2 separate regions of the Homo sapiens genome follow, and region 2 is linked to region 1. Evidence: read pairs that join two places in POLR2A ChIA-PET (ENCODE). Cell type or tissue: OCI-LY7. All regions are shown on one strand. Links, peaks and the distances in the headings refer to the core of each region. The heading gives the core; the rest is flanking DNA.

Region 1 (10,542 bases), core at 1,037-9,036:
TAACATTTATCAATCATTTTGATTGAAAACGGTGAAAAACAGAAGCCATATTTTCTCAGTGTCATTACCAATGTCAAGAAAATCAAGGCTACAACAGGTCTTTCCTAGATTGTATTAAGAAATTAATGTAGCTGAATCACATCCTATTTAGTTTCCAGGTCAATATGAAAAGATGGTAATTTTTCTTTGAAACTTACAAGTACAATCTGCAAATACATAATTTTGAGAATAATTTAATATGTTGACTTCAAGATACAACTATATTCTATATAAGGTACAACTCTATATGTCAGTATTTTAAAGAAATGGATCCTTACAAGACCAAAATAACCCACAGGCCATGCAGGTTGGTTTTTCCTTTTTTTTTTTTTTTTTGTTTAAACAAATGTGCACCACGATGTTTCAACAAGACAAATGCCATAAATGTGAAAGCTGCAGTTTGCAATATACCACATTTAGAATCCAGCGAAGGTGAATCAGACAGAGGTGGTAGTCATTCTAATTAAACAATCAGGTAACTTCACGACAAGCTGATTTGCAGCATCAAAAGTGTCCATTTAAGTTTCTTTTTTCTTGATGATCAGAGGGCCCACATTGTCTCCAGTCTCTTCGTTATGTTTTGTGTGAGCCCCATCACAGAATGGGAACTAGGAAGAGAAAGAATGAATGTGAAACATCTAATCTCAAAATCAGTATTATGCTCGGCAGAGTGGAAGGTGATGCTTAATTCATATAACATAAAGATTTTCTTGGCTATCTTATATAGGCTTTCTTAAACAGCATATGTAAACTACATATGCTACTTAGTAAGATGAAGAAATTGACTTGTGCATAATACACACATCATTTATTGAATTTCAGTGTGATTGTGATGAGTGTTGAAGGCCTTTCTTATGTTTATATATTAGTTACATTCCTTTCTAGTGAACATGTCCATTGCCTATTTACTTCTAAGAGTTTAAGTTCATTTATTTAAAATCAATTTGCGGCCAGGCGCGATGGCTCATGCCTGTAATCTCAACACTTTGGGAGGTTGAGGTGGGTGGATCATTTGAGGTCAAGAGTTCAAGACCAGCCTGGCCAACATGGTGAAACCCTGTCTCTACTAAAAATACAAAAATTAGCCAGGCATGGTGGCGAGTGCGCATAATCCCAGCTACTCAGGAGGCTGAGGCTTGAACCTGGGAGGGGAAGTTGCGGTGAGCCGAGATTGTGCCACTGCACTCCAGCCTTGGTCTCAAAAAACATAAAAATAAAAAATAAAAAATAAATCAACTGCATATTATTCCTCTGTTATTTTTGCAGCAGTCTTTCCCAAATCTTTTCATTTTGCTTATTTTTTCATATTCTCAATTTCTCCACTTTCATACAAATATGTCAATATCTCCCTTTTTAACATCATTCATGGAGACAGCTTTCTTCTAGAGATGTGAGAAATACAAATTTCCATTCATTTTCATGAATTCACATTTTAGATATAACTGCTGTTTTGGTGTCCAGTGGGAGGGAGAGGGACAAAACTAAATTTCTAACATAGTGTTTTGCAGAGTGTGGTCCAAAGAACCTGAATCCTGCAAGACACTCTGATTTGGTTTCATTCTGTGTTAAAAAAACATATCATATAGCCCATTTGAATCACAGCACACATTATTTTAATTTTGCTATAAAAAACACAATTTTATCCCAGAGTTTCTCAAGGTGACTGGACTATGGACACTTTAAATTTTGATTTCTATTATCATAGTTTTCTGTAGAGCACACTTTGCAAACGCTGTTCTAAGATCCTGTTGCTTCAGCATTACTGGAGGCTATTGCTTCCCACATTATTACCTTTATTCGTAACTTTATCAAAATAAATTCTACATGTAAAAGCACCTATTTATAGGTTCTATGTTACGTTGATCGGCCTACTACGCTGGGATATTTGCATTTTAAACATTTCAGTGTTTTGTAGGGCTAGTTTTCCTTCATTGTTTCTTTTTTTTACTTTTTTTTTTTTTTTTGAAACGGAGTCTTGCTCTGTCGCCCAGGCTGGAATGCAGTGGCGCGATCTCGACTCACTGCAAGCTCCGCCTCCTGGGTTCACGCCATTCTCCTGCCTCAGACTCCTGAGTAGCTGGGACTACAGGCGCCCGCCACTACGCCCGGCTAATTTTTTGTATTTTTAGTAGAGACGGGGTTTCACCGTGTTAGCCAGGATGGTCTCGATCTCCTGACCTCGTGATCCGCCTGCCTCGGCCTCCCAAAGTGCTGGGATTACAGGTGTGAGCCACCGCGCCCAGCCTGTTAACTTTATTAAACTTTATCACTTTATTCCTCCAGATAAGCTTGAGAATGTTTTTTGCCAAGTTTTAATTTCTTTTGTAGTTTTCATCCTCAGATCTCATGTATATTCTGGTAAGATTATTTCTGTCATATTTTTAATCACTATTATAATTTATTTTCATATCTGAACATTCTTGCTATATAAAATCATTTTTAACAAGTATATCCTCTATTGTAAAATGAAAAAATAAGAATTTAATAATATTTCACTTAACTCTTCAGGATTTTACACTTAGAAGGAATAATTATCAGTAATTTTTTTGTTTCTCTATATTTGTATCTTTTATTTCTATTTCATGTCAAATGACAAGAGCTAGCATCTTTGCCTTAATCTTGGTGTTTTGAATGTATCTACACTCTAGAATCTAGAGTTTCACTGTTTAGTCTAAGGTACACTGTTGCTTTGAAGAAGCCTATTTAGAAGAGTAAAGTAAGAGGATTCTTAGCCTTATGAGTAACAAGTACCTCATTACGTGCAGTGAAGGGAGCATAACAGATCAGTGAAACTTCACAATGATGGTATTTAATCTTAAACTTTGATATCCAAAAGGCTACTTAATGTTAAAGTAATCAAATTTTAATCTATCTGTAAATAATTGCAAGAGGCACTAAATTAGCTAAAAATTACAGAAAAACTCAAGGTATTGGCATATCTTATATTTCCAGATATAAATTCTATCCTGTCGTAGAGGGCAGTGTAAATGTAATATATGTAAAGTTTATATTATTTCTTTTTTTGAGGTCAATAAGATGTGGTACACAGTATATTCATATTAGAAACAAGCCTTGATGCAAAAACATAAAGTCAAGCTTTCAGTTTTTTCTTGGCATGGATGAGGAAAGAGGCGATAAAAATTAAACTAAAATGTATCCCACAGCAAAGTACAGCATTTCAAAGTGACATATGTTTAATAAACAAACACAGATGATTTTACAGTGAGCATAAAAGTTTACATTGTAAAGACTCTTTTTATAAATAGCACACACAAAACACTTCACTATAAATTAAATCCATGCAGGCAACATTTCTGAAAAATGAAATATTTCTAAATAACTTACTGAAATGGCATGTTTAACTTTTATTTTTTAATCTTATGTTGAAAATATTAGAAACTAACATTTTCTCAAATTATTTTCCTCCATATACAGAATAGGAGAGAAATCTATAGAAAAAATATACAAAGAAAATCTTACAAAATATAAAGAAAGTCATATATCAAAAGTGAGAATACATTTTTTCTCATCACCCAATTCTGCCTAAAAACTGAAATTAGCCTGTTTCTTCATATTCTTAAAAGCAAACACATATTTCTTTAAAAAGCAATGAGTAGTTTATCCTGGTTATTTGTTAATAAACTTTCATGCGATTAAAGTGTATAAAGCTTTTATGCCTTTATAATGCAAACTAGGTGTTAAAAATAATTTTGTGCAGAGACGTATTTTTTAATAGTACTTTTTATATCACTTAACCCTAGGAATTACTGCCTTATGTGTCTTGCTTTATTTCTGATCTATGCAGGAGAAAGATAATATGTGGTGGGTATACAGTTTTTTTTTTTTTTAAGAGATTAAATTAGATTGCACAGTGGTGCAATCGCAGCTTACTGAAGCCTCAATCTCCCAGGCTCAAGGGATCCTTCCATCTCAGCCTCCTGAGTAGCTAGGACTATAGGTGCATGCCATCACACTCAACTAATTTCTGCATTTTTTTGTGGAGACAAGGTTTCACTACATTGGCTGTTACATTCTCAAAGTGTTGGAATTACAGGCCTAAGCGACTGTGTCTGGCATTATATACTTTCAAATACAATGTAGGAAGTACAGTAATTTTTACATTAAATAATGTACAAAAATATGAGAATTTTATTAACTTTTTCATTAAACATTTTGAAATTTGTTAAATTGTTTTAAATTATGAAAAAAACACAAAGAATATTAAATTCAGTTCGTGTAGTATTGATACTTAATTTATTCTAAGATGTCAGCGTTTGTTTATTAACAAATCCTGGAAAAAGTCTGTAAATCAAATTTCCTTTATGTCCAGAAAACATCCTTTTATGTTTGTTAACCCAATTTGAACACTACAAATCCCAAATATCTTTAAAAGTGGGGGAAGAAAGGGTTAGAAGAAGTTGGAATAAAGCTTTAGTAGAAAAAACAGTGGAGGTCCTTGCTCTCCACCTGGAAAGCTAGCAATGCTATATGGATCTTCATAAAAACACAACATTTCTTTTTAATGGCCCCACATCTCAAGTTATGCCTCTGTTTTAATAAATGCTCCTCTTTGACTTATCTCTTCCACCTGAAACAATTTTCTTTTAAAGACTATCTTCCTTCTCTGAACTTCGTACTTTGTATTAGAGTTTTGATTTTCTGTCCCAAGGAAGTTGCCTGGCACCATTTTGGCTCATTACCATAAACTGTCCAGAAAAATATGCTTGCTTTGGTTGAGAACGAAAACGAAGTAATGAGATTTTTGAGACTAACCTAGAGATTATGACATTTTATACCATTCTTATGTACCTATTTCAATAAACCTAAGACAGTAGCTATAATATGAAAATGTACAAAGATAAATTAAGATTTTTATAAGACTGTCTTTATGTGGATTGGCCAAGGAATGTCACCAACATTCAGAATATCGTTTTTATGAAGAAAGACTCAGTAAAATGCACTTCTAAGCCATTAACAGGATGGAGGATTTCTCTTTTTCCCCCAACACCCTCCCGCCAAAAAAAAACACCCAGGATCAAGCCTACTACCAACGACAAAACAAAAGTATCATTAACTCAAATCTTACCCTGTAAATGAAAGAAAATGAGTCTAAACATGTCCAGTTGCATTTCATTTCAATTTCAGTTCAGCTCCTGATGTTAACTGGTAAGACTTTCCTCTCTTTCTTCTTAGTCTGTATTCTTTTGCTGTCCTTGTTTGAACTGCCTCCTAGGTGGCCGTCATACAACTCAGCAAGTGATGTAACCAACCTGAAGTTGCAGGGAAAGGAACCTAGCAATACTACATCCCATACCCTTCCCTCTTACATCAGAGTCCTTTCATCTTCTTGTTTCGAAAGTAAGACTATCTCTTCCTTTTTAAGGCTGAGTTTCACATCTGTGCTGTTACTCTCATTTCCTTCCACCCTTTGTCAAGATACCGCTGACTCAAATAGTATCTTTCCCTGTAGTCACTTTAATCATTTCCTCTATACTGGCTCCTTTCATTCTCACTTCAAATATGGATAGCCCTTTTGTGAAATACAATTGGCCCCATCTGTATCTGTGGGTTCCACATCCATGGATGCAACCAACTGCTGATAGAAAATACTCGCTAAAATAATTGTATGGGTACTGAGCATGTACACTTTTTTCCTTGTCATTATTCTCTAAACAATACAGTATAACAACTATTTACATAGCATTCACACTGTATTAGGTATTATTTGCAATCAAGAGATGACGTAATAATTTAAAGTATACAGGATTATGTGCATAGCTTATAGGCAAATACTGTCATTTTAAATCAGGGGCTTGAGCATTCTCAGATTTTGGTATCCATGGGAGGTCCTGGAACCAATCCATGGACACCGAGGGAAGCCTGTACTATAAAATAAACCAATTTCTGGGCCGGACACAGTGGATGACACCTGCAATCCCAGCACTCTGGGAGGCCAAGGCGGGTGGATCACTTGAGGTCAGGAGTTCAAGATCAGCCTGGCCAACATGGTGAAACCCTGTCTCTACTAAGAATACAAAAATTAGCCAGGCATGGTTGTGCATGCCTGTAATCACGGCTACTCAGGAGGCTGAAACACGAGAATTGCTTGAACCCAGAAGGTGGAGGTTGTAGTGAGCTGAGATCACGACACTGTACTCCAGCCTGGGTGACAGAGTGAGACTCTCTCAAGAAAAAGAAAAAAAAAAAAAGCCAAGCCAATTTCTGAAACATCAGATGACATACCAATGCTGGCAAGAGAAGCACTGGACAAAAGGGAGGGATATGTTTTTAAAAAATGTAATTTCTGCACATTACTAAGAAATCTGATTCATTAGGGTTGGGAAACCTGCTCAAGATGTTACAGACACACAACAGGTTACTAGTGACTGCACCTTAAGAATGAATTAGATTTGAAATTTGTATCGCATATAACATTTTTTCCATTGGTAAAATGATGTTTAAATTTTGTTATAAATACAACTGGTTTGTATGAGGGAAAAATTACTGACTATAAACTCAATGTAGCCACTTAATCAAAGGTATTAATTAGTCTTTGTGAACTGGCGTTTAAGTGTGTGACTTGGCACCTGTGTGATAACCTTAGAACCACAGGAATGTGGGGAGTTTCCAAAAGTCTCTGAAGAATAACAACATTTGTTAACTTGGGTAATATTCAAAGCAAACTGTTAATTGATTAATGCAGGAATAAGTGCCCAAGATGCAATGAAAATTCAGAACTGACAAATTCAAGACACAAAGAGGATCACTAAACAGCATAAAAGATAAGCCAGAGGGGGAAAAAAAGGCATGAGAAAACTGGAAATAAAATGACTGGTCTCATTCCCTCTCTTAGTCCTCTCTCAGTCCACCTACAGGAAATGGCAGTCCCTGGCCTAACCATCTGGAAACTCTAAATTGTAAAATGAAAGAATAATCCTGGAATGTTTTGAATTATAAAGTCTAATAAACATTTACACCACTAGTTTGTGTCCACTGGTGATTCTTCCTGAAATATTTGAGATCTTAGTTCATGAAAGCCCATATTTAGTTTATTGGATTCTTTGCCCTCTGGGAAAACCCAATCAAAGCAAACACCCTTTACTTGATCTCAAAGCCAAGCTGTAGTGTTCACTCAAGCAATTATGTTACTTTTCTTTCCATTCACTGTTGCATCTACGGAAAATATGACATAGACTTCTGTCGTTTCTTTATTAGTTAATTTGCACTTTAACTCACATGGACATAGCTTCTATTCTAATTACTCCGTTGAAATGACACCAAAATGGCAATTGCTTAATCTAATAGTCTTGTCTATTCATGTAGCTGTCTTTGCACAGGCCAATGTTCAGTACCAGATCATTGAAACTTTTCCCTCTTCTACTTTGAAGCTATGATATTTTTAGTTTTATTCTAACCTCTCTGGCCCATTCCATCTCCTTAAATGGCTCTTGTCCCCCTTCCAAAATGCAGAAAATTCCCCAAGATTTCATATTTAGCCCTTGATTTTTATCCATATCAAAGATCAGTTGCATTCCTACACTTGACTCATCAGTTTTGCTGATCTCTATCTCCAACCCTGATGTCTCACATTTCGTGTTGTCTGCTGTGCATTTCCATTCAACTATCATCTCAAATTCACTCTCTGAAACAGAACTCCTTATCGCTGTCCTGGAAAATTTGCCTTTTACCTCGAATCTCTTATTTCTGTTAATGGCATAACCCTCTTCTAATCCTACATGCTTAGATCCTTCAATGAGCTTTAGTTTTTCTCCCCTAGTCTTTCACACAGAAGTCAGTGCATTTGGCTGATCCTTTCCCCGAAATCTTTTATGTCTCTGATCATTTGTCTCCATTTCCATAGCTAGCACCCCGGTAAAAGTATCATAACTCTATGTTTGAAACCCCTGTCAAGGAGCTCCCCATGTCTGGAGTCACAGACTCCTCACACTGGTCCTCAAGATTGTCCTCAGTTTAGATTTATTCCTTGGGGAAGGGCAGTACAAGAACCAGACTAGATTCTTTATTCATTTCACCTTTGTTCACAAGTCCTTCCTTGCAGATTTTGAGAGTCTCCAATATATGCAGTTTATTCAAATGTTACCAATTTTTCTCAGAGCAATTTAACTCCCAAGTATATGACTATGCTTTCCCAGAAGATGTGATGTTTTTTTAATTAAGAAAAAACAAAAACAAACAAAAAACAGAGACTGGGTCTCACCATGTTGCCCAGGCTGGTACTGAACTCCTGGCCTCAAGTGATCCTCCTGCCTTGGCTTCTCAAAGTATTAGCATTACAGGTGTGAGCCACTGCACCCAGCCTCATGGTGTAATTTCTTCCTTTTAGCTTCCATTTATTTAGACCACTTACACTGCATGTACTATATACATCTGTGACATCTGCTGTTTTACTCTTTAATGTTTCTCACGCATGCATATATAGTAGATAGTAAATGAACTACTGAAGATCACTAAGGAACTATAAAACTCCAACTTAGAAATTCCACAATTTCTAGATTACTTTATTATTTTCTAGTAACCCCACCAGTACTTATCAACAATTTCAAATTCCAAATGAATAGTGCTCTTCATAATTTGTTGTAATGAGCCTATTAATTTCTGGTTTATATTCAATATAGTCATCAAGGAATTTTTGAACAAAATGGCATAATCTAAGTACTTTATCACTGGATTTATTGGGAGAAAGGAGTGAAATATGCTTTCTAGTATGGGTTGAGTAATCCTTATCTGAAATACTTGTCATAAAAAATGAAAATAAATGCTTGGGACTTTTCATAAAAATGAAAAGAAAATCTGAAATCCAAAATGTTTTGGATTTCAGATTTTTTCAACTTTTGAAATGTCTGCATATACATAATGAGGTTATCTTGGGGATGGGATCCAAGCCTAAACACAAAATTTACTTATGTTTTATATATACCTTATACATGTAGCCTGAAAGTAATTTTATACAATATTTTACATAGTTTTGTGAATGAAACAGTTTGTATACAAGGAACCATCAGAAAGCAAAGGTGTCACCATCTTAGTCACACATGTGGACTATCTGTGGTTATCTTGTATCACCATCATTCCCGACTATGAATTTATATGCTACTGATAAGCAATCATTTTCTTGCATGTATTCACATGTCAGTACTTAACAGTAAAAAACATAACATACCATTAATTCAGTTAACAAAAAAAGTGCTCTGGGAAATTAAGCAGCATAATAGCACCACCAGAATACCTACATCAGCAGCTGGGGGGGCCTTTTTTTCCCTTTGGGTCACTGACTTAACTGTGTCCTCTGCGTCTGTGTTTTGACTTCAACCGGTGAACTGTCACATGAGGTCAGGTATGGAATTTTCCACTTGTGGTGTCATGTCAGTGTTCAAAATATTTCAAATTTTTGAGCATTTCAGATTTCAAATTTTTGGATTAGAGATGCTCAACCTGTACCTAGTATGTGGCTTCTTCCATATTTGTGACAAGTTATTTGCGAAAATGACCCTCTACTATGGGGAGAGATCCCCAACATAACGTGCTTTCAAAAACAGATACATCATTTTTATTGATTTTTTTGGGGGCCCTTTAACATTATTTTTTTCATTGTATTTTATTTTATTTTTTGAGACAGGGTCTCATTCTGTCGCTGGAACGCAGTGTGATGCAATCACAGCGTGATGCAATCACAGCTAACTGCAGCCTCAACCTCCTGGGCTCAAGTGATCTTCCTGCTTCAGCTTCCTGAATAGCTGGGACTACAGGTGCATGCCACCATGCCTGGCTATTTTTTTTTTCAACAGATGGTCTCACTATGTTGCCCAGGCTGCTCTTGAACTAATGGGCTGAAGTGATCTGCCTCAACCACCCAAAGTGCTGGGATTACAGGTGTGAGACACCACGCCCTGCTGAAATCCATTTTATTTGAATGCTAAGAGTGATAGTACAGTGTTTATACCATATTTCTCACAACACACCAGAAATCCTGAAGTCATTCGGTGTACAAATCCTTTTGAGATGCTCGAGACAGTATTTTATCAACTGTGGATCACTAGCTGCCATCATGTCTAAAACCTGCAGGTTTCATAGATGACACCTCCAAAAGGGACTTGATAAAATACAATTCTCATATAAGAAAATAAGATTTTAGGATCCTATATTGTTAGATATTTAACTAGAGGAGTTGCAGCTGAAAGAAGGTATAGGACATTTACCACATAAGTTTTTACGGGTGATTTTAAAGAAGTTTCTTTTCAAATTTCTAACACTTGTCTTAGTATCTGGTGCTTGAAAGCTCAAAAAAAATTTTTACTTCTTCTGCTTCTCTTTGTGATTAGGCTGTACACTTCACTTTCTGGGACAGTGGAAGCTAAGAAATCCTAAGAGCAAATTAAAGGGATTTTCTTCTTTTCTTTGGCCAAGAATATGGTTAAATCTGCCTGAACTCGATGAGGGTACAACGTAATTCTACTGCATACTGGTTAGATATTTTAGAAAATA
Region 2 (10,488 bases), core at 1-8,000, 81 kb before region 1:
CTATTTTTCAAATACAGAGTATATACTATTGAACAGTAAGTGGGAAGGAACAAGATTTATCATAAAAGGTCTAACAGAGTTCTCAAAGAAAGGTTTACTCCATTGGAAAAAGATAAACAATATACATATAACAACCATAATCAAATTGACTTAAAACATATTGATAATATTCGTGTTTTGGCATACTATATAGGAATGTATCCATACAGAAACTAAAATAAGTAAACACTTACTTTTCTTTGTCTGATTTATAGATTTGTGCAATATCTGGTACTAAGGGGTCATCTGGATTAGGATCACAAAGTAGAGAACATATGGACAATAAAACTAGATTTAAAAGAGAACATCACATTAGACAATAACCCTTCTACTTCATACAAATTACATATGTGAAAATAATTTTAGTGAATATAGATACTGTACTTATAAAAAAAACATAAAATGAACACATCAAATTATATTTTATTCTACTTTGGTTGATAGCAAATTGATCTTTAATTTTTAAAGTTATAAAATTACCATAGGATGCATAAAATATAAAATTATTTTAGCTTTTGAAGTTTTAAATTCCGAGTTCCCATTTATTTAAAAAAATGTGACCCTCCAAAGTAGCTATTAACAACCTTTAAACTTGAGAGTTCTCTACAGAACAATCAAATTACAGTTAACAGTCCAAACCATTTTGGATACTGTGCTCATACACTCTTTTGCTTTGGCTTAGAGCTATAGTCTGTCTACAAAGAAGAAAAATTTGTAAAATTTTTTTCAATGAATCTTTACTTAATGTAGTTTATTTGTATTGCATGCATTTAAAAATAATGTGAACAGCTATCTTTATATAGCTTGCATATTTTAAAAAAGAAATGAAAATTGAAAAAGTAGTTGTTACTCCAGTATGTCAAAATTCTAATGCAAATAGCTACACTAACACACACACACACACACACTAACGATCTAAGTATCTGAAATAAGAGGGAACAAGGACTCTGGTTCCTCATTTGTCTGCTTCAATTGCATGCCACCACTTCTGAGGAGGTTCATGGAACCTCTGGACCAACCTCCCATTTCCACTTGCACCCACCCCACTGCGTTTCCTTTCTATTTTCGTACTCTTTCAAGTCCAAAGGTGGATTTATAGAGCAGAGTTGACTCTTACAATGACAGGCAAAGGGTGGGGGGGTGTTATGAACTAAAGAAAAAATTAGTATTTTATTCATCTTTCTTATCTTCTATCTGCCCAATGAAACTTAAAAGCCTTGTATATTAAACCAACAGGGCAGATTTTCAGGGCTAACTTACAGCCCCAGAATGCTTCCAGACTAACCTCATGATAAAAAGCAAAAGAAGACATTTAAAATATGGAAAAGCTCCAGGCAATGGTGGTATGTGCCTATAATGCCAGCTACTTGGGAGGCTGAGGTGGAAGAATCCTTGAGCTTAGGAGTTCGAGACCAGCCTGGGCAACACAGCAACTGCATCTCAAAAAATAAAAAAATAAAAATAATAAGCTGGGCAAGGTTGCTCACACCTATAATCCCAGCACTTTGGGAGACCAAGGCAGGAGGATCACTTGAGGCCAGGAGTTTGAGACCAGCCTGGGCAACACAGCAAGACTCTGTCTATATTTAATTAAAAAACAATCTTTTAAGATAAACAAATTAAAAATTTAAAAAAATATAGCAAAGTAAAAAATATACAAACAAATGAGCAAGGTATGATCTATCTTATAAAAAAGTAAGCAAGAAGGAAGTTCCTCCTCTGCTCACCCCTACTGCCAGGAGCCATTTGCCCCAGTTTCACTATCATGCACACAAACCATGTCTATCCTTTAAGGTAAGGAAAAGGGTAACAGTTAACATTCATGTAAGTGCCCACTATGTGCTAGGTACATAGCAACCCTGTATGGTAACACTATAAGAATCCCCATTTTACTTATAAGGAAACTGAGGCTGTTTCATTTCTCACAGGATGGTTTCCAGAATCTAACACTACTGATTCTTTATAAAAGGCTACCAATGTCAGAATATAAGTACTCAATATCTGGCAGTTTGCCATTTCTTTTATATGTATAAGGACTTGGCAGTTTATATGCCAAGTGAGATCCATTTTGTGACACCATTCCAGGAAACAGCGTATGAACTTGAATTAACCCTTCAACACAGAATCTTTCATATATCTAATGCATGACAGTTACACTGTGTGAAAGATTCTTAAAAGAATATGAGAATCTATATGAATACTGTAGATGAGCATCTTAGGTCAGAAAAACTATCGTTCATAAATAATTGAACTGAAAGAGCTATTATTTATCTAATATTTGAAAGAGCTACGGCTGTGGACCCTGCTTCCTATAAACCTTATTACTTTTAAAAACATGCTGTATATTCAAGTAGCAATTATTAAAAATAAAAAATGAGTACAGATTGCTTCCATAAATCCCTTCAAGAGAAACATTTTCTTCAATTTTATAAAAACGGAAAACTTGATGGTTGCTTCAGTGCAGCTACTTCTAACCTAAACAGTATTTTCCAACTGTCAGGTTCTCTTCTTTCAGAGAAACAAGACATAAATTAAGAGTGCTAGCACAGTAAGTAGCAGTGGCTAATGAAATAAAATGGCTTGAGATGCCTATGTATACACCTGATAATCCAGCAAAGAACAGCTATACCCCTGTAAAAGTTGAGAATCAGCACAGATCTTGTGTCAGTCACTATAATGATGCTACTGATTATTCGAAGTTTAGACTAACATGCTATATGTACTGCATTATCCTACAGTGTGAAATGTCTTTCATCTTAAATCATTTATCAATCAAATCTGGTATTTTATTCTTGGATGAAGTAAAACAGCTGTAAAGCTTTATTATTGTCAACATTTCCATTTAATGAATGGGACAACCAGTCCCAAAATCTTCCTTTTACTATCTCTTATTCTCTCTCTTCTTTTGCAGAGATGGGGTCTCCTATGTTGCCCAGGCCGGTCTCGAACTCGGGCTCAAGCAATCCTCCACTTCAGCCTTCCAAAGTGTTAGAATAACAGGCATGAGCCACAGTGCCCGGGCACTCTCTCTTTTTTAAAAGACAACACCCAAGCTAAAAGGATAAAATATCAATAGGTTTATCCCCAAATTTCTAGCTCTGATATTTTAAGGTTTTTTCTCATTTCATCATTTAGATTTGTCCATCCACACTCCCCTCAACCAAAGCTAACTGCCAAAAGCCATAGTAACATAAGAGCAAAGAGAGCAAAACAAAATCAAAACAGGAGAAAGCACAGTTGATTGTTGTTTTAAAACTTTAGTCCATAGGTAATTCTGCTGTATTTTTCCTGTCTCACTGTTATCAACTGTTTCAAACCTGATCAATGAAATTACCTTTTGATACAGTCAGAGCTGGTGACCATTGTGACCTCAGAATATCGAGACAAATACTTCCATTACTGTTTATGTTTGGATGGTAAATTTTTGTTGTGAAAGCAATCTAAACATAAAACAAAACAACAAAATATGACAATCACCTTTGAATCAACTATGAATAAAACAGAACCAATTTGCTCTAGGGTAAAATATCCTCAACTTTACATAACTTTAGAGGAGAAAAGTCATCAACACAAATCAAATAATTATCTACTTTGTGCTACACACAGTTCTAGCTAGTGAGAATGTGAACACAAACAAGTCAGCTTCCTTCTTTTGCCCTCAAAGGAACTGAAGAGTATTTTGGACAGTGTAATAAATAAGTCTCTAGTAGCCGGTATGACTGGTTGAGCAGCATCTAAAGTAATTAACCATGGCTTCCATCATATGTAGAAGTAATCCTTTTCTTAATTTGATTATTGGTGATACCTGGAAGTAACATTTGGATCTAAAACCAGGGTGCTGACGCTGTTTCAGGGCAAAGTTGAGGCGTCTCAGCTAAGAAATCCATTAAGAATCCTAATTTTCCACAAGAGTTGTCATACCATTTCATAAATACAATGTTAATCTGTTTTTAACTATTTAAAATAATTATATCCTGAGTGACAAAATCTGCCCACTTTTCCCCTCCCTGATATCCCCATCATTTGTTTCCTCTTTAGAGCAAATCTAAATCTAACATGTGTTTCTCTCTCCTACCATACTAAATTAAGGGACTGCTTCATATTTACTTTCGGATTCCCCAGTGTAGAAGAACACAGTAGGTACTCGGTGAATGTTTATTGAATACTTAAAAAAAAAAAACAGAGAAAGAATGATCAACTTTGTAAGGATAATCCCATGAATAGAAAAGTCTGACTCTTAATCATAAAAACGTCCCAAACTACACATATCCAATAAGAAGGAAAAGAAAAGCAAGGAATTTAATTTATAGCATGACACGTACTGACTTTTGTTTTATAGACTTAATACAGTATTTCAATAAGAAATCAGATTTTAGATTCAGTAGTTTTTACAAAACAGTTTGAAAATGCTAACCTCCCCACAGTCTTTGACATATCAAATGAGCTCTAGATAATCAAATGAGCTCTAGATAAAGAATAAAATCTCTTACATGGGAGTCACATCAATCATAAAAATAAAAATACCTTTGGTGGTTTAAAAGGATAATCTGTCGGAAAATGTACAGTGAGAAAGAAGACTCCACCTTGATATGCGCTATCAGGCTGAAATTACAAAAGATTTGCATCAGCATTTGATTACTATATTTATTTATAACAACAAAATTATTTCCCCCAAATATTATCAGTTTGAAAAAAATGCCATCATGTTTAAAATAATTTCATTAAATATTACCAATATGAAAAAAATGCAACCATTTTGTCATAAGTTCAAATCATTTACTTTGAGAACAGGTTTCTCTGCAGGTACGAAGGAGGATTTTCCAACAACTATGCCGACATCATAAAATTTAAAACAAAACAAAAACAGGACACACACAGTGCTGTGACTTGTCCAAACAAATCTGGTTATGAGTACAAATTGTTAAAGATCAGTATACACACGACTGCTGTGGGAAAAGATCATTTTCTGCAGCCGTAATCAGTATTTTTTTTGAAAAAGGGTTGAGGATAGTAAAACTTAAGTTCTGATGTTCACTTGATGACCAAGAATGGAGATGAACTGAAGAGGCTGTCGTGAAAAGAAAATGCTAAGGACCCTGCTACACAATTTATGTGCCAAATCTTCGTTTAGTAATTATTTATAAAATAATGTAGAGAACCCAAAAAAATCCAAAACAAAATTATATATTCATGCTACTATCAAATTGGGAATCAACTTTACTAGAGAAATTTAAATTTGACCATGTTTCTTTATAGCCATTAGAAAATATAACATTACAAGCAAAAAAATTTTAAAAAAAGAAAATGCTAGCAAACTATACCTACAATTCTATTTTAATTCTTTCATATTTAATTAAATATATCATGTTATATTAGCATTCTGGTAATAACACCAAGACTCATTACTTTCTCGTTAAGTTTCCACATATATGCTAGAGGATTTTCCTGTATAATAATTCTTACTATATATATTGTTTAAACAATTCTAGTTTATCAAAAATTGTAAGAAATATAGAAAATGAAGATAAATTACAATGACAGATATGGTCCAGAGTACTGTAAATATTTACATTACTAAAGTAAGGGAGTTATGAATAACATGATTATAACCATTTGTTACATGTGATTCACCTAAAAAATATTTGTGAAAGGCCATAATTCAAAAGGTAAGGGTGGGCCTTTAAATGAGAGTATTTTGAAGGTTCTTAGTAACTAATTAAAAACAAACAGAAATAAATGGATTCTTATTGAAAGTTGTTATATAAATACATTGTATTTTGCCTTTTTAGAAAAACAAACTTAATAAAACAATAATTTGAGACAACTGCCCAGAGTACTGCTTTGAAATTCAGTAGTTTTGGTGTTTTTTAAAGTTAAACACAAGGTCGTATGATTAAAAACTCTGTAACTCACTAGATAAAGCTCTTTCAGGGCAGGGAGAAGAGAATGGTGTTCATGGAAACATGTTACTTATGTACTCTCACCCAGAAAGTAGATTTGAGCTGTCAGTGCTCATTCTTATGCAATCAGATTTTTTGCTCATAGAAAGAAAAAGCCTGTTTCAAGTCTTGTAACTGCCTCTAAAGTATTGAAAGAAATAATTTTAACAAAAGTAATAAGTATTGAGAGTAGCCAATTATCAAACAGCAGATAATTTTGTGTTTAGGACAATGCAACAAAATTAAAAGCAGCAAATTTATAAGGAGGTAAAGACAGACCCATTGTAATATTTTATTGATTCTCTTTCACAAAAAAGAACAGTGATGAAACTTATGGCAAACTGACACTTGTTACTTGTAGGAATTCAATTATTGGCTTCATTAGACTAATTTCTAACCTACCAAAACTGTGGATGTGAGAATGATTATGGTTAATTACAACTAACTCTCTGTGACTTAAAAAAAAAAAAAAAAAAGATAAACACACAGCCTGGTTGCGAGCTGTGGCACTCCATTATGTGTAATGATCTAGGATTCAGCAAAGGAAAACATAATAGTGATCCCAGGAAATATTTGCCACCAATGCTTTGGAAAATCATTGTAAATCCTTAATAATATTTTGCTTCCTAGGTGATTCAAAGTACAAGAATATTCAACCTTCATCACAAACATCTGATCAAAGGTGAAATGGCAAGAATGAAGTATGGCTGAGGGGGTTAATTTCATAGATATGAATCATACTTACAGGCCCCATAATAGTGGCTTGCCAGTGGAACACTGAAACAAACAAAGGAGTTTTGGAGTCATTAACAAATGTTCAAACCTATATTTTTAAAGGTAGCATAATCCCAGAAATAGAGCAAGGCTTACAGTCATCTCCCACAGGTCCAGCTGAACAGTGAGCAGGTGGATCGCGCTGTAGATCACTCAATTCCTGAAGGAAATCAAAAATATGTAAGGTTAATTCCTTCTTTTCCCAATGAAACAAGGGTAATGATCCATTAAGATGCAAACTATTAGCTTTAAAAACATTTAAAGCAGTTCTATTCAAAATATAAAAACATAAATTGTACTCTGTCATTGACTGGTAGAAAGAATAAGGTACTCAATTCCTCCATGAGACAGCTTCAGACCTTGAAAAGATTAAATGGAAAAAAAATACTGTTTTTCTTTAACATCCCTAAGAGAAAAACTATTTAATGAGTACCTACTGTATGTAAGATAATTTATGTAAATGCTAGGTTGATAATATATCAGAAAACAGGTACTATTTTAACAGGTTACAATCTATTGAGGGAGCATGAAGGCTCAGAAAGAATAATACTTCAGGATAACTTTTTTTTTTTTTTTGAGACAGGATCTCACTTTGTCGCCCAGGATGGAGTGCAGTGGCACGAAAGCTCACTGCAGCCTCAACCTCCTGGGCCTAAGCGATCCTCCCACCTCAGGCCCCCACTCCTACCCCGAGTAGCTGGCACTACAGGCATGTGCCAGCACACCCGGCTAATTTTATTTGTAGAGATGGGGTCTCGCCATGTTGAACAGGTTGTTCTCCAACTCCTGTGCTCAAGTGATCCACCTGCCTCGGCCTCCCAAAGTATTGAATTACAGGCATGAGCCACTGCACCCAGCTCATTTAAGGACAACTTGAAATGGGAAATAAACGAGCAGCAGTCAGGCCATGTTTTGAAACTTAGAACATTGATTCATACCCTGTTTCCTGCCCTCAAGGCAGCAAAGATCACAGAAAGGACACAGCTTTAGAGTTCACCCCGCCCCTGGGTTGTAATTCCAGTTCTTTCCATTTTTCTTCTTTTCTCTTTTTTGGATTTTTTTTTTTCCTCTAACAGAGAGAATTCCAGTTCTAATAGATCTCACTCTTTGGCCTTGTGGAAGTTACTTCACTTCTTTAGCCACAGTTTGGGAGAAACTGATCATCCCAAAGAAGAAAGGCATACATTCAATATAAAGGACTATAACTGAAGAACTTAATTTAGTTTGGAAGATCAATAATCATCTCTGAGGAAGTGACATTTAAGCTGAAATCTAAAGGATGAGTAGGAGTTACTTTTGGAGGAAAAGAGTGATACTGGGAGGCAGAGTGGCAGAGGATGAGGCTGGAAATGTGGGCAGAAGCCAGGCAGGAAACAGACAACCATACAGACCACATTAATGATGTGGTGTTTTATACCAAATGCATTAGGTAGGGGGTGAGGGAGGTCTTAAGAAGTGGCATGTTCTGATTTAATGGATGGTTGTGACTGGATTAGACATGGGAAAGAGGAGAAGCTACAATATTAGTTGCTGCATAGGCAAGAAAAATGGGGGCTTAGATTGGAGAAGTGGCAACAAGATAGAAGTGGTAGATGTGAGATACTCTGAAGGGCCTATCTATCACAGGAGTTGATGAATTACATGTGCAGAGGAAGGAGAGAAGTCATAGATATGTATGATGAAGATTAGGGACAGCTAACATTTATTCAATGTCTTAGTCATTCTAACAATCCTCAGAGATAGGTGTTATTATGTTCCCCATTTTACAAGTGAATAGTTAAGGTGACATACTTCACTGCATGCTTGAGTAACTACTATAGGGCGGAACTGGGATTCAAACCCAGGTGGGCGATCATCTCATGTTTTAGTTCCACAAATGTACGAATGTGGATGCCATTCACTGAGATAGAGAACAATAGAAGACAAACTGATTTGGAGAGTAGATATGTTGAATCTGTAATCCTTGTGATATGAAGAAACAATGTGGTTCAACATACAGGGGTGGACCTTAAAAAAGGATAGAAATTGGAAAATCATTGCATATATCTGATATTTAAAACCATGAGAATGATGTAAACATTTTTGTGGGAACACACAAAAATAAATATGCACTTAATCAAATCTAAGATGTCATCAACTGTACAGCACATCCTTATTTTAAGTACCAATAATTAAGAAAAAATGCTGCCAATTTATTTTAAAACACCATCAATTGTAAAATGCATCCACACTTTAGAAAAGTTAAAATGTGAAAGATGTCCACCTTAGAATCACTGCAATAAGGTAATTATGGCAATGAGTTCAGTGCTCTAATAGAGACAAACAAGAAGGAGGGTGTGACAGGGAAAGGCCTTCCTAAGAAAGTGATAAATGAGCTGGGTGACTGAGCCAGGTACAAACTCAGGTCTCCTTCTAAGCTCAATGTTATTTTCCAGTATACCTTGGTATTTTCATTTTTGTTTTGCTTTTTTTTTTTTTTTTTTTAAATAGCTGGTGCGGTTTCTCTTCCTAGTAAGAATTAACTAACAGGGTTAGCTGCTTCTTTGGTCCATGTTACAGTTAAGCAATAACGGACCAAGCAGGCTGATTCATGCCTGTAATTCCAATTACTTGGGAGGCTGAGGCAGGAGGGTCGCCTGAACCCAGGAGTTCGAGGCTGCAGTAAACTATGATTGGGCCTCTGCACTCCAGCCTGGGTGACAGAGCAAGACCGCATTTAAAAAAAAAAAGAAAAAGAAAAAGCAATAAGGAAACAGATTTCAGACTTTGACTTAACTATGCTGGGTAAAAGCAGCAAGGCTTTGAAGTTCAAGTCTGGGTGCCACCACTCACTTCCCACATGATCTTGGGAAAAATCTTTTTTTCTCTCTCCAAAGCTCAGTTTTCAAGTGGCACTACCTCCATCCACAGTTTCTATGACAACCAAGTGAAATGATACATGTCAAGTGTACAGCACAGTCTCTGGCACATAGTAAGCATTCAAATAAAGGGAACTGACAGCCTTCCAATTCTCTAGCAGCAGAATACAATTATTAAAATAGTTTAAATGACTGAGGGAGGAACAGTTCCCAAATCACAGCCCCATTTTAGAAGGGCTGTGCCTTGTAACAGTTTTCTAATTTGGGCTTTTAGGAGATTGCCTCTGTAATTATTCATCATGTTGAATTTTCTAAACATTAGTGTAAATGGGACTTCTTTGCCCTCATTTTAACTAGCAAACTAGTTAATCAGAAAATGATAGTCTCTGTAGTTTTAAAAAATTGTTAATGACTTGCATGTACATATTTTACAGAGATAATGTGTATGTGAATAAATCATACATATGCACAAATACATACTGATTTTCTTTATTAACAAGAAAAATGAAAACCTTATTTTAGTTGGAACAGCCTTGAACCATATTCAAATTTCACATGTCAGGCTGTTCTTCAAAACCCTTTAAAATATTATATTATATATAAAAACAAAGGTTATCTTGTTATTATTATTATTTTTGATGCACTAATTCTACCTCCTCTGTTAGAAGTTAGGGCTAAGGAAGAGAGAGAAAATCTAACACACACCTGAAAAGGCCGAGTTCTTAAGCTGTCACTTTATTACAGCTCATCCACATAGGAAAGAGGCAGCTGATAGTATATCAAACATCCTTAATATTCACATGGATCATTATTTGTCACAAATAATTACAGTAATGCTTTGGGGAGGAGACTTACATAACCTACACTTTTTAGGAGGG

Evidence for each region. Peaks named below come from ENCODE experiments on the same cell type or tissue, not always from the same donor. Only the 100,000 strongest peaks of a DNase experiment are listed, where the experiment ranks them.
Region 2: POLR2A ChIA-PET joins it to region 1 with 16 read pairs; 4 of 35 experiments call an interaction of 5 or more read pairs at or near these places.

What each region holds. Positions count from the first base shown.
Region 1 is chr10:58,277,666-58,288,207 of GRCh38, reverse strand. It overlaps CISD1 (CDGSH iron sulfur domain 1), which reads right to left. Exons shown (of 3, transcript NM_018464.5): 3 at 1-647. The coding sequence ends at 558. Among named protein-coding and RNA genes, the nearest start is that of CISD1, 14 kb to the right of the region's middle. In OCI-LY7, for the core only: no CTCF peak of the experiment used is centred there; a DNase peak (open chromatin) is centred at 5,427.
Region 2 is chr10:58,357,762-58,368,249 of GRCh38, reverse strand. It overlaps UBE2D1 (ubiquitin conjugating enzyme E2 D1), which reads right to left. Exons shown (of 7, transcript NM_003338.5): 2 at 6,849-6,912; 3 at 6,724-6,755; 4 at 4,564-4,641; 5 at 3,374-3,479; 6 at 234-327. Among named protein-coding and RNA genes, the nearest start is that of TFAM, 22 kb to the left of the region's middle. In OCI-LY7, for the core only: no CTCF peak of the experiment used is centred there; no DNase peak of the experiment used is centred there.